Regions from separate parts of the Homo sapiens genome. Here region 2 is linked to region 1. The links are chromatin loops, found by intact Hi-C in ENCODE. Cell type or tissue: MCF 10A. All regions are shown on one strand. Links, peaks and the distances in the headings refer to the core of each region. The heading gives the core; the rest is flanking DNA.

Region 1 (5,822 bases), core at 546-5,545:
CAGCCATTAAAAAGGAATGAAATTCTGACACATGCTATGACGTGGATGAACTTTGAAGATATAATGCCAAGAAATCAGCCAGACATAAAACCACAAATATTTTATGAGTCCACTTACAGGAAGTACCTAGAACAGGCACATTGATAGAAAGTAGATTAGAGGTTACCTGGGACTGGGGAAGTGGAGAATGGGGTGCTTCATGGATTGGGGGTTTCTGTTTGGAATGATGAAAGTTCTGGAAATTGTGGTGGTGGTTATGCAACATTGCTAATGTACTTAATGTGAATGTCCTTGATGTGACTGTACACTTAAAATGGTTAAAATGATACATTTTATGTTATGTGTGTTTTGCCATTACCAATAAAACAAAATGAAACAGTCAGGCTCAAATTTCACCCTTCTGGTTTTGAAAGTCCCTGATCCAAGGCCCCCCATGAAGCCACTGTCAGCTCATTTCCCTCTTCATTAAATTCATTCCTCATCTGGCTTTGCTTTGGAGAGGTTATTATTGGTAATCAACCATCAATTCATCTCTAATGATGCAGCCTGAACACATTGTTGGCTGAAGCCTGGACCACATCTGCCTTGCAGGGTGACATTCCCAGGAGGTCTGGATGACCTCTGACCTCTTCCCACCCCTCTTTGGACCCATAGAGGCCCTGCTTCTGCCCTTGGCCTCTCTCCTTCAAGTCCCCAGGACCAGTCTTATAAATCAGCAGTTGTCTTTCCTGGGACTCTGAAGGCCTCTCAAATCTACCCCTTCTGCCTGACCCAAACCTGAAACTCTATCTTTAGAGTCTGAGGTGTTTGACTCAAGGCACTGTGACTACCCAGAGAGGCACGCTCTCAGATTTCACTGGAGGGCAGGGGACCCAGGAAGGGAGAGAGGGACGGACAAAAGAGAGGGAAATTCAGCAGCCTCAGTAACTATGCTAAGGAGGGCTGTGCCTGTGTTTCCTGAGCTGTGAGAAGACTCAGCTTCCAGAAGGCTGACAGATCAGACGGGTGCTTCTGCGTAAATTTACATGAAAACTTATTGCTTTTCCGAAGGGCACATTTTAAACAATACCTTAACCCAAAGGATGGAGATGGTGGCATTTTAAGGCACTGTGCCTGATTTGAGGAGACTGCTGAGGGCATCCGTTGGAATCCCGAGCCACTCAAATTCCACTGGAAGGTGAGGCCAGTTCCTCTAGCTAGGTGTGGCCAGCCTCACTTCTGGGGGTTGGGACAAAAAGTAACACTATGCAAACAATGTGCATCACGTCTCTCCTGATGGAGCGACCAGGGCTGGGAGGCACACCCGGGTGTGTGCCCGAATGCCAATTTTGCAGCCTCAACTTGGATAAAGTATCCCAACCTCTCAGTTTCCTCACCAGTGAGAGGAGGACAAGCTGAGCCGCAGGGAGGGATGGTAAGCAGCAGGTGAGAAGGCACGAGGACACGGGACAGAGCAGTGCTGGTGTGGAGCTCTGCAAGCGCCCTCCCCCAAGGTCTCAGACCCACATCTCAGGACCTGTCTCCAAAAGAACGAGTCACCTAATACTAAGCACAGAGTTCACCGCGGGAGTCAGACACCAGCTGCAAAGTCAGAAAGGAGGCTAAGCCACAACACTATCAAAATGCTGGCCTGAGAACCTGATTTTTTTTTTTAAAAAAGAAAATCCTCAGTTCTCGTAGGATTAGACATTTCTTTTGTTCTCCCTCAGCAGGCTCCAGGGCAGCAGAGCTGGGAGAAGTGGAAGTGTTCTTTAGGTCACGCTTTTGCTCAAGAATGCACAGTGGCTCCTCGGTGCTAATAGAGGGACAGTGAGCAGCCTCTGGTCAGCAGCGCGCAGGGTGCTGGGTGTTCAGTGGAGAGCAAAGCAGACACAGGGCCACCCAGCCTCAGGGACTGACTGGCTAGATCTCAGAGCCATGTTTTTCAAAGAGGGGCCTCCGACCATCTGCATGAGATTCACCTGCCAAGAGGTCGTCCTTGCTAAAATGCATGTTCCTCAGCCATGCCCTTAGCCTCCCTGGGTCAGAATCTCAGGGAATGGGACCTGGGGGATCTACCATTTATTTATTTTTATTTTTTATTTTTGAGACAGGGTCTCGCTCTGTCACTCTGCCCAGGCTGAAGTGCAGTGGTGCAATCATGGCTTATTGCAGCCTCAAACTCCTGGGCTCAGGCGATCCTCCCGCCTTAGCCTCCCGAGTAGCTGAGACTACAGGCATGCATCACTACACCTGGCTAATTTTTTATTTTTGTAGAGATGGGGTCTTGCTATGTTGCTCAGGCTGGTCTTGAATTCCTGGTCTCAAGCCATCCTCAAGCCTGGGCCTCTGAAAGTTCTGGGATTACAGGCACCAGCCACTGCACACAGTCAGGATCTATCTTTTAAACAAGTTCTCCACAGGATTCTTATGCACACTGAAGTGTGAGAACCAGCCCCATAAGGACATGCATCCAGGGACTGCCCTGCACTGTTGGTGGATTTCTTTTTTTTTTTCTTTTTTGAGATGGAGTTTTGCTCCTGTTGCCCAGGCTGGAGTGCAATGGCACGATCTCGGCTCACCGCAACCTCCACCTCCCAGGTTCAAGCAATTCTCCTGCCTCAGCCTCCCGAGTAGCTGGGATTACAGGCATGCGCCATCATGCCCGGCTAATTTTGTATTTTTAGTAGAGATGGGGTTTCTCCATGTTGGTCAGGCTGGTCTCAAACTCCCGACCTCAGGTGATCCTCCTGCCTTGGCCTCCCAAAGTGCTGGGATTATGGGCGTGAGCCACTGTGCCCGGCCCTCTCTGTGGATTTCTACCAGTCACCTGCTTCCCCGACCAAGGAGGGAGTTACTGAGGGAAAATGAAGAAGTAAGGAATGAAATAAGGTCATGATGTCTCCCTTGCCTGCAGGGAAAGCCTAAATCATCACACCTGTCACATCTCGCTTGTTCAGTCTGCTCTTAGCATTCATTGAACACACTGGGGCCACTTCCCCATGTTTCCCCATCCTGCTTGCCTCTCCTTGTGCATTAAAGCAGTGCTTCTTCTTATGCACACAACTTACCCAGTTCCATAAACCTGAACAAAATCTTGTATCACAACCAAAACATGTCATCTCTGTCTTGGCCCACCTGGGGAGGAATCAGTGGTCATGTGATGATTTTACGCCTGACTGCAAGTAGGAGAGAGTGAGAGAGAGTTGCAAAATAACAACAGCTTCAGTGAGACTGCAATCTAATTATTTCCCATTTCAAAGAAGTCATAGGAGGCTGTCTGGGGTTGGTAGAGTAGCTTTATGAAATCATCCAGTATCCAGCCTCTTTCAAACATGCTTCCTCACTGTCTTTAGGGTGTACTTTCCTCCAGTCCTACATGGCTGTTCCAGTCCAGCCCTGCAATCCATCTTCCAGTTAGTGCAAATGATAAAGAGGTGGAGAAAGGCACAGCTCTTTGCCTTAAAGAACACTTCCTGGGAGTCACACATGAACTTCTGCTTACATCCCATTGCTCAGAATTAATCATGCCTGACTGCAAAGGAATCTGGGAAATGTAGTCTTTAATCCAGGTGGCCATATGCTGAACTAAAAGTCAGAGACTCTATTATCCAGAAAGAAGTGAGGAATAGATAACAGGGCCTGCTAGCATTCCCTGCGACACCTTGGCAGCCTACCCCAGTTGCAGGTTTGCCTTGGTAAGCCCAATATTTGAGCTGATTTATGAATATATGAAACTGTCTCATGTCCAATAAGAGCAAAATCAGACAGCATGTGGAAAAGTCAGTAGAAGTTAGAATCAGATAACTACAAAAGGATTAAGAGGAAAGTTTAGCTTTTCAGAGATGAGTACATGTGATTCATTTGAATGGTGTCGTTTGGATTTAAGAATGACTGGATTAGAGACCACCACTGAAATCTTAACGTCATCATAAGGAAAAGAGTGCCTGCAGAACATTCTTTTCCCTGGTTAAAAAGGTCAGGTGTTGGTCGAGTGTGGTGGTTCATGTCTGTAATCTCAGTACTTTGGGAGGCTGAGGTGGGAGGATTACTTGAGGCCAGGAGTTGGAGAACAGCCTAGGCAACATAGTGAGACCCTGTCTCTACAAAACAAAAGAATTTTGTTTTTTTTTTTAAATTAGCTGGGCGCTGTGGTGCACCTCTGTAGTTCCAACTACGTAGGAAGCTGAAGTGGGAGGATCACTTGAGCCTGGAAGATCGAGGCTGCAGTGAACCATGATCAAGCCACTGCAGTCCAGCCTGGGTGACAGAGTGAGACTCTGTCTCAAAAACAAAGCAGCAGAACAAAAACAAAAAACAGATCAGGCATGTCATTGGTTCCTCCTTGGCCCTGCATTCAGGATCAATGTGCCATTCCTAAGCCTGACTTTCAATCCCACCTGATTTCCCAGCCCCTAGAATCTACCCCCACCTTTGTTCATGTTGTGCCTAGATGGTAGATTACTTTTCCTGACACTTCACTCTGATGCTCAGAATCCCCCGGTGCTCCCCACTGCGTACCAGAGAAACTTCTGGTTTCTTCACCAGGTGTGCCCACACACACTCTTTGTTCCCATCACATTAATTCATGTTTCCTTAACTCACCCTGGATCTCCGTGTGAGCTGTCACTTTGGGCATGTCCTAAGAGGCTTTGCAGGTGTCCACTTGCCACGCAGGAAAAGGACATGTCCTGGCCAGCGGAAAAAGGATGAAAGATGTGGGTCAGAACCACCCAGCAATGCACAGACGCCATGAGAAACAACAGCCGCAGCCGCCTTGGAGCTGGCCAGCCTGCAGCTCAGGGAGAATACATGCTTACTGTTGTGTGCCACTGCCGGTTTGATAATTATTAATGATGTAATAGGTTGGTAGCAATCGCTAACGCATCCACCTGACTAGACATGCTCTTCCCTTGTCTAATCCCCTCTGCAGTATTTTCTTTTCTTCTTTTTTTGAGATGGAGTCTTGCCCTTGCCCTGTCGCTCAGGCTGGAGTGCAGTGGCGCAATCTCGGCTCACTGCAAGCTCCGCCTCCCGGGTTCACGCCATTCTCCTTCCTCAGCCTCCCGAGTAGCTGGCACTACAGGCCCCCGCTACCACGCCCGGCTAATTTTTTGTATTTTTAGTAGAGACGGGGTTTCACCGTGTTAGCCAAGATGGTCTCCATCTCCTGACCTCGTGATCCGCCAGCCTCGGCCTCCTAAAGTGCTGGGATTACAGGCGTGAGCCACCGCGCCAGGCCTGCAGTATTTTTAATGACTCGTTTTAGGGTACGAATCACTTCTACCTTCAGTTAGGATTAGATCTGGCCATGAACACAGAGACCCGAGTCTCAGTAGTTTAAAAAAGACAGGAGTTTATTTTTCTTGCACCGAGGTTGTGAAGGGGACACACTGTCCACCGCAGCCATGTGTGGTGAGTGGGAGCCGTCTGTGTTCTTGAGGGCTTCAGCGGCAGAGGGGAGACCGTCCAAGGAGGGCTTCAGCGGCAGAGGGGAGACCGTCCAAGGAGGGCTTCAGCGGCAGAGGGGAGACCGTCCAAGGAGGGCTTCAGCGGCAGAGGGGAGACCGTCCAAGGAGGGCTTCAGCGGCAGAGGGGAGACCATCCAAGGGAGTGAGTGGGGACTAAAATTCAGCCTGAAGTTCTGGCCTACGTCTGTGTCAAAGGTGAGAAAGAGCGCTGCTTCCTAACTTATCCACCCAGAGATAACATCTTTTTGTGTGCCTGCAGAACGCAAGGATATGTGCTAGCTTTTTTACCTTTTCCTTTTTTTTTTTTTTTTTTTTTTGAGATGAAGTCTCACTCTGTCGCCCAGGCTGGAGTGCAGTGGCACAATCTCGGCT
Region 2 (5,822 bases), core at 212-5,211, 210 kb after region 1:
GGGAGAATTGCTTGAACCCAGAAGGCAGAGCACTGTTGCACTCCAGCCTGGGTGATGGAGCAAGACTCCATCTCAAAAAAATAAAATAAAATAAAATTGCTCCCTCTTCATTCATATCCATAGCTATGGCTGAGATCTATCTCCTAGGTTTATACTTTTGTGGCTTCAGAATGTTTTTAAAGTTGTCTGGGGTGGATTTTCTATGTGAGTTGACCTTGAGTTACAGGAAGGGCACTCTGGTCAATCACTAGTAATATGGCCTTGGAGGTGGGGAGGAGAAACATGCCCAGACCCTCCTCCTCAACCACGAAACCAGGTTCTAGAAAATTCTGCTTGGGACCAGAGCTTGTTTCTGCACTCTGAGTGAACTGGGTGAATTTTCATTATGAGATTTTTATCTCAATAAGGCTGATCTAGCCAGTAGGTCCTCACAGGGAATTTGCCTTGAACCTGCTCTGGAAAGGGACAAAAGAAACAGCAGGACAGACCAGTCAACAACTCACGTCTTTATCCGGGAGGAGCCTGCGGATGTCCACGTGAGAGCAGTGCCACCCAGGATTCATGCCCGTGTTATTATGGCCAATCCGAATTTTTTCAATGATTTCTCCCACATCTTCTAACTTTGGAAAGGAGATAAGGCACTGAATGTTAGCTGAAAGATCCAGGAAAGTATGGCCTTGGCAACATCCTGCTTCCCCAGGGCATCCACCCTGAGTCCCTTTGCATTTCCTCCTGATACGTCTCCACTATCCAGCCAGGCCAGCTCCCATTGTCCTTGACACACACGCCATGCTTATGCCTCATGTCCCCTCTCTTAAAGTCAGCCTTGACTCCAGAACTTGGTTTAATCCACCTTCTCTGGGAGGGGGACCCCTCTTCAGCATGGAGCCCAGCTCCCCATCTGCCACTGCTCACTGTTGTAGCAACTCATCCCCTGTGTGAGAACTGAACTGGGTAGCAGAAGATGAGTTCTGGCTGTGCCATGCTCCTGTCTTGCCAAGTGGACTTATTCAAGGCCCCAGGCCCCTAAGAGTCCCCCACCTTCCAGCCACTCCTTTTCTGTGCTCCCACATAGAAATGCCAGTCCCTAGAACTCCACATTCCTTGCCACGGGGCCTTTGCACATGCTTTGCTTGCCTCTCTGCCTTCCTCTTCTTTACCTAACCCATACCTGCTCAACCTCGTAATCCAGGTCTCAACTCAATGATCACTTCCTCAGGAAAGCCCTTAACCTCCCCGAGAAAGTTAATTTTCTTCATGACAGGCTCTTGTTGCATAGTGGAGCCCCTCCTTGGAGTACTTCTCATAGTTGTAAGTTTTCATTTATTTGTGTGACACCTACCATCTCTTTCACCACTGAGAACCACAAGGCAGGCACCATTTTGCTCTGCATTGTATCCCAAAAACCTAGAACAGTGCCCATGACCTAGGTACTCAATAAGCATTGGTTGCAAGGACAAAAGAGTGTTTCCTTAGCTGCAAAATGGGTACGATAAAATCAGCCAGGCCTTCTCATAATGCGGTGGTGAGCCTTAACCACGATGGTGTGCATGAAAGTCCCCTGAAAAAAAAAAGCTGATACATGTGTGCCAGGTGAGCCCCTGAACTGGGCGGGGGATGGGGCAGCTACAACATCTTCTCTCTCCCACCTGGAGCCTCCAGGTATGGGATGCAGAGGAGAATCTCTGGCTTCTGTGACCTTAATCCTCTAAGCACTAAGTTGCATGGGACAGGATGGCTGCCTCTGTTTTTGTTGTTGTTGTTGTTGTTGTTGTTGCCCAGGCTGGAGTGCAGTGGCGCAAACTCAGCTCACGGCAACCTCCACCTCCTGGGTTCAAGCAATTCTCTCCTGCCTCAGCCCCTGGAGTAGCTGGGATTACAGGTGCCTGCCACCACGCCCAGCTAAATTTTGTATTTTTAGTAGAGACAGGGTTTCACCATGTTGGCCAGGCTGGTCTTGAACTCCTGACCTCAGGTGATCCACCCACCTCGGCCTCCCAAAGTGCTGGCATTACAGGCGTGAGCCACCGCGCCTGGTGGTCATCTCAGTTCTAACGCCTCAGAGAGCAATGTGGCCTTTAGGGGACAGCTACTCATGGTTGGTGGGCCTCAGAGAAAGACTCAGAGGACATCAACATCAGAAGGGACCCTAGTATTCTGGAAGGTGAAAGAATTAGGCAGAGAAGTCTCTGGAACTGAACTTCTTGAGTCTAGATCCCAGCTCTGCTGTTTTAAGACACCTTGAGTAAGTCTGCTTAACCTTTCTGCACTTTATTTCCTCATCTGTAAAATGGGATGATCATACTAACTACGTCTTGGAAATGTTATAAAGATTAAATGAGTTGATACACATCAGGTCCTTAGAACTGTGCTGGCCCTTGGATGTTCTCAATAACTCTTAGCTATTATTGTTCTTTTCCTGGTCAACATCTTTTCTTAGGAGGGGGCCACAGAGAGAGGAAGCGGCTTCCTCCTGAGATAGTGGCTGAGCCAGAATCAGATCCAGGGTTACCGACTCCGCAATTCAGCGTTTTACCTCCTACCTGAAAATCAATCAGAAAAGGGAAGTGCAGAGAGAGGGACACAGGTGGGCAGAGAGACAGAGGCCAGGAGACAAAGCCCTTTCATTTGTTTCCCAGCTCTCACACTCCCCCCAAATCCAGAGAGATTTGAAAAGAAAAAAAAATAGCAACAAAATTACTGGCAAATTATAGCTGTCTATTAGTGGGGACTTCATTGATAAAAACTCCCCGGAAGTCATGCCGAGGTGTGATCACAGCCTCAGCCGCTGACGGCATCAGGCCTGGATGACTCACGCACCATGACATCTTGGGTGGATGAGATGTTAGCTTTGTGTGGATTAATGAATCACCCTTAAATTTTCTCGTTAAAAGACTCAGCAAAGGTGACAGACCTTCCCACAAGTGCTGACTGCTCCAGAGAAGGTGGGAAGAGAGCAAGGCATCCCCCGGGATAGAGACTGGCCCAGGAAGAAGGAAGGTGCCCTGGGCTTTGTTTCCTATCAGAAAATAAGGGGCACATCTCCAAAGATCCCACTGCCTGGAGGGCCCAGCCTTCTGAGGCTCCTGGCTCTTCTCCTTCAGGGTCTCCTGCGCTTCCCCTCTAAGTCTTGCTTCATTATTGCCATCTATCCAAGTTACATCACACTCCTCCCATGGCTTCTACTCAAACCTCAAGCCACATGCTTATTTCCACCTCTGAGCTGTTGGCCATGCTGTTCCCTCTGCTAGGAATGCCTTTCCTCCTTGTCCCTGCTAATGCCCCCTTTCAGATCCAACTCAAAGCCACCTCTTCCAAGGAGCATTCTCCCTTCTCTAAACAGTGATAGTAAGCTCAGTCCATTTGCTTGTCTACTGCAGTAGCTAACTAAGAGTGCATATTCCAGAGCCAGTCCTCCTGGGTTTCAATCCTGCTCCCACTACATCCTAGCTGTGTGGTTTTAGGGAAGCAACTAAACCTCATGCCCCAGTTTCCCCATATTTACACAGGGACAATTATAGCACAGAGTTTTTATGATAATTAAGTGGGTTAGCCTATGACAGTGCCCTCTGACCCACAGGGTCCATGACAATGACCATCACCAGACTCTCTCATTACCTTTGTTGGGAGGACTGGGGTCCCCAACTTGACCGTAAGCCCCTCTCAGGCAGGATCTGAGCTCTCCCCTTCTCTTGTGTCTCCCACCCAACCTAGTGCACAGCTGAGCACACAGGGCAGGCACAGTGTGCATGCACTAAATTGAAGTATATGGATTCCAAGGCATTATGACCTACATGCACAGTAAACACTGAACAACAGCACCTCCATTGTCAAGACCTGATGGGAAGCCATGGAACATACAGAATGCTCTTCTCTATTAAATTGTTTGACCATAGCTTGAGAGCTGAGCAGGAGACCCTAGCCCATGACCACTGGTGGTGGGATTTCCACCTCTCCCTGGCTAGCAGTATCAGCAGAACCCCACAACCAGCAAGTCTGGGAGCTATGTTCCACCTGTGGATAAGTGTCTATTGTTGGAAGCTCTAGAGAGGCCCGTTGGCTTTATGCCTCTAGTGTTCCCAAGTCCTGTCTCTCATCATTGCCTTTGATCCTGACACCAGTCCAGGAGGAGCAGGGTGAGCTTCACCATTCCCCTGGTTGCTTGGATGTACTGAGGCCCAGGAAGGTAGGATGAGCTGCTCACCTTCCTCTCTAATAGCAGTGCATCAGGATGAAGGGCATGTGTTCTGCCCTGAAGGTAGGGCTTCTCCTCTCCCTCTGTCTGACCTACTCCATCCCTGGACAGCCTGCTGAGCCCAAGTACCTCTACGATGAAGCGGGAGGCAGACTTCCTCTCAAAGAACTGCTTCTGTTCCCTCTTGTTGGTACACAGATACTTCTGCTGGGTGCACACGGCATCGCAGCCATAGATGATGATGAAGATGTTGGCATCTGTCCCAGCAGCAAAGACATCACTGGTGTAGAGGGTGATCTCGTAAGGAACAACTGAGGGTGGTGGTCAGAGGGCAAAGCCAGAGTGGATGAGAGAACAGAAAACAAACATGGTGAGAGCCAGTTCTTCACCAGCACAACCAGCCCAGACCCTTGCACTGGGGAACTGCTGCCCGGGGAACTGCTGCTCAGGGACCTGGACCTTCACAAGGTTGCCTAGCAACTGCAGGTGGGGTCCTGTCCTGCCCCGCCCCCATGGAAAACCCTCACCCCCTCAGACCAGGGTGTGTGAGCCTCTCACATGCCAGAGCACATGTAGCAGACTGGTTGAAAGCACAGGCTTCAGAATTTGACAAGCCCAGGCTGGAATCCCAGCTCTGTCTTGACCATTGGTGTAATCTGGGCAAGTTAATTCTGAGCCTCAGTGTCCATTGTCTGTAAAGTGCCCTCGACATGGTGCTTGGCTGAAGAGACTCCACAAACAAGAGCACTAGATTTCAGGGGGCAACTTGCTGACTGGATCGGCCAGTCTACGGTAGTGAGCATTCTTTCACTCTTCTCCGTATCCCCTGCTCCCAGTCTCTCACTTGCTCCCAGATGGCCTGCCTGCCCCAACCCATCCACCTCACACCCAGCCCCTCATTCAGGTTCCGTCACATTACACACATCTTTTATAGGGGAGAGGATAGCAGGAGGCGAGGGCTGCACCAGGGTTTATTGGTCCCACCAGGGACTATCTCCCCTAGAAAGAGGGTTGACAAATCAGTGCTGTTAGCAAGCAGCTTCCTGGTGGGCAGCCACCGGTGTGAACAGAGACCAGTATGTCTCTATGCATGGGTGGAAGACCTTTGCTTCAGAAACTTTTGGGGATGCTTGTTAAAAATACAGATTTGCAGGCCAGGTGTGGTGGCTCATGCCTGTAATCCCAGAACTTTGGGAGGCCGAGGTGGGCTAATCACTAGAGGTCAGGAGTTCAAGACCAGCCCGGCCAACATGGCAAAACCCTGTTTCTACTAAAAATATAAAAGTTAGCTGGACGTGGCGGTGGGTATCTGTAGCCCCAGCTACTTGGGAGGCTGAGGCAGGATAATTGCTTGAACCTGGGAGGTGGAGGTTGCAGTAAGCTGAGATCACGCCACTGCACTCCAGCCTGGGTAACAGAGTGAGACTCTCTCTTAAAAAAAAAATGCAGATTTGCAAAACCTGCCTTAGTTTCTCTGCAGGATGGGTCTAGGGATCTGAATATTTAACTCATACTTTATACTAAAGTTTGAGACCACCTGAAACAATGTATTGCTATAGTAACTATAGGTTAGTTCATTAGCAGGTTGTGAAATGAGTTTAGTGGGTTGTCAACAGTATTTTTTAAA

The links. Hi-C counts contacts between places; a loop is a spot of excess contacts. Peaks named below come from ENCODE experiments on the same cell type or tissue, not always from the same donor. Only the 100,000 strongest peaks of a DNase experiment are listed, where the experiment ranks them.
Region 2: a loop joins it to region 1, with 4 times the contacts of the local background. A loop is called at or near these places in 1 of 110 quality-filtered maps.

What each region holds. Positions count from the first base shown.
Region 1 is chr18:46,321,303-46,327,124 of GRCh38, forward strand. No RefSeq gene overlaps it. Among named protein-coding and RNA genes, the nearest start is that of ARK2C, 9.8 kb to the right of the region's middle. In MCF 10A, for the core only: no CTCF peak of the experiment used is centred there; DNase peaks (open chromatin) are centred at 869, 1,239 and 3,469.
Region 2 is chr18:46,533,832-46,539,653 of GRCh38, forward strand. LOXHD1 (lipoxygenase homology PLAT domains 1) reads right to left here. Exons shown (of 41, transcript NM_001384474.1): 26 at 4,325-4,506; 27 at 504-620. Among named protein-coding and RNA genes, the nearest start is that of LOXHD1, 120 kb to the right of the region's middle. In MCF 10A, for the core only: no CTCF peak of the experiment used is centred there; a DNase peak (open chromatin) is centred at 2,820.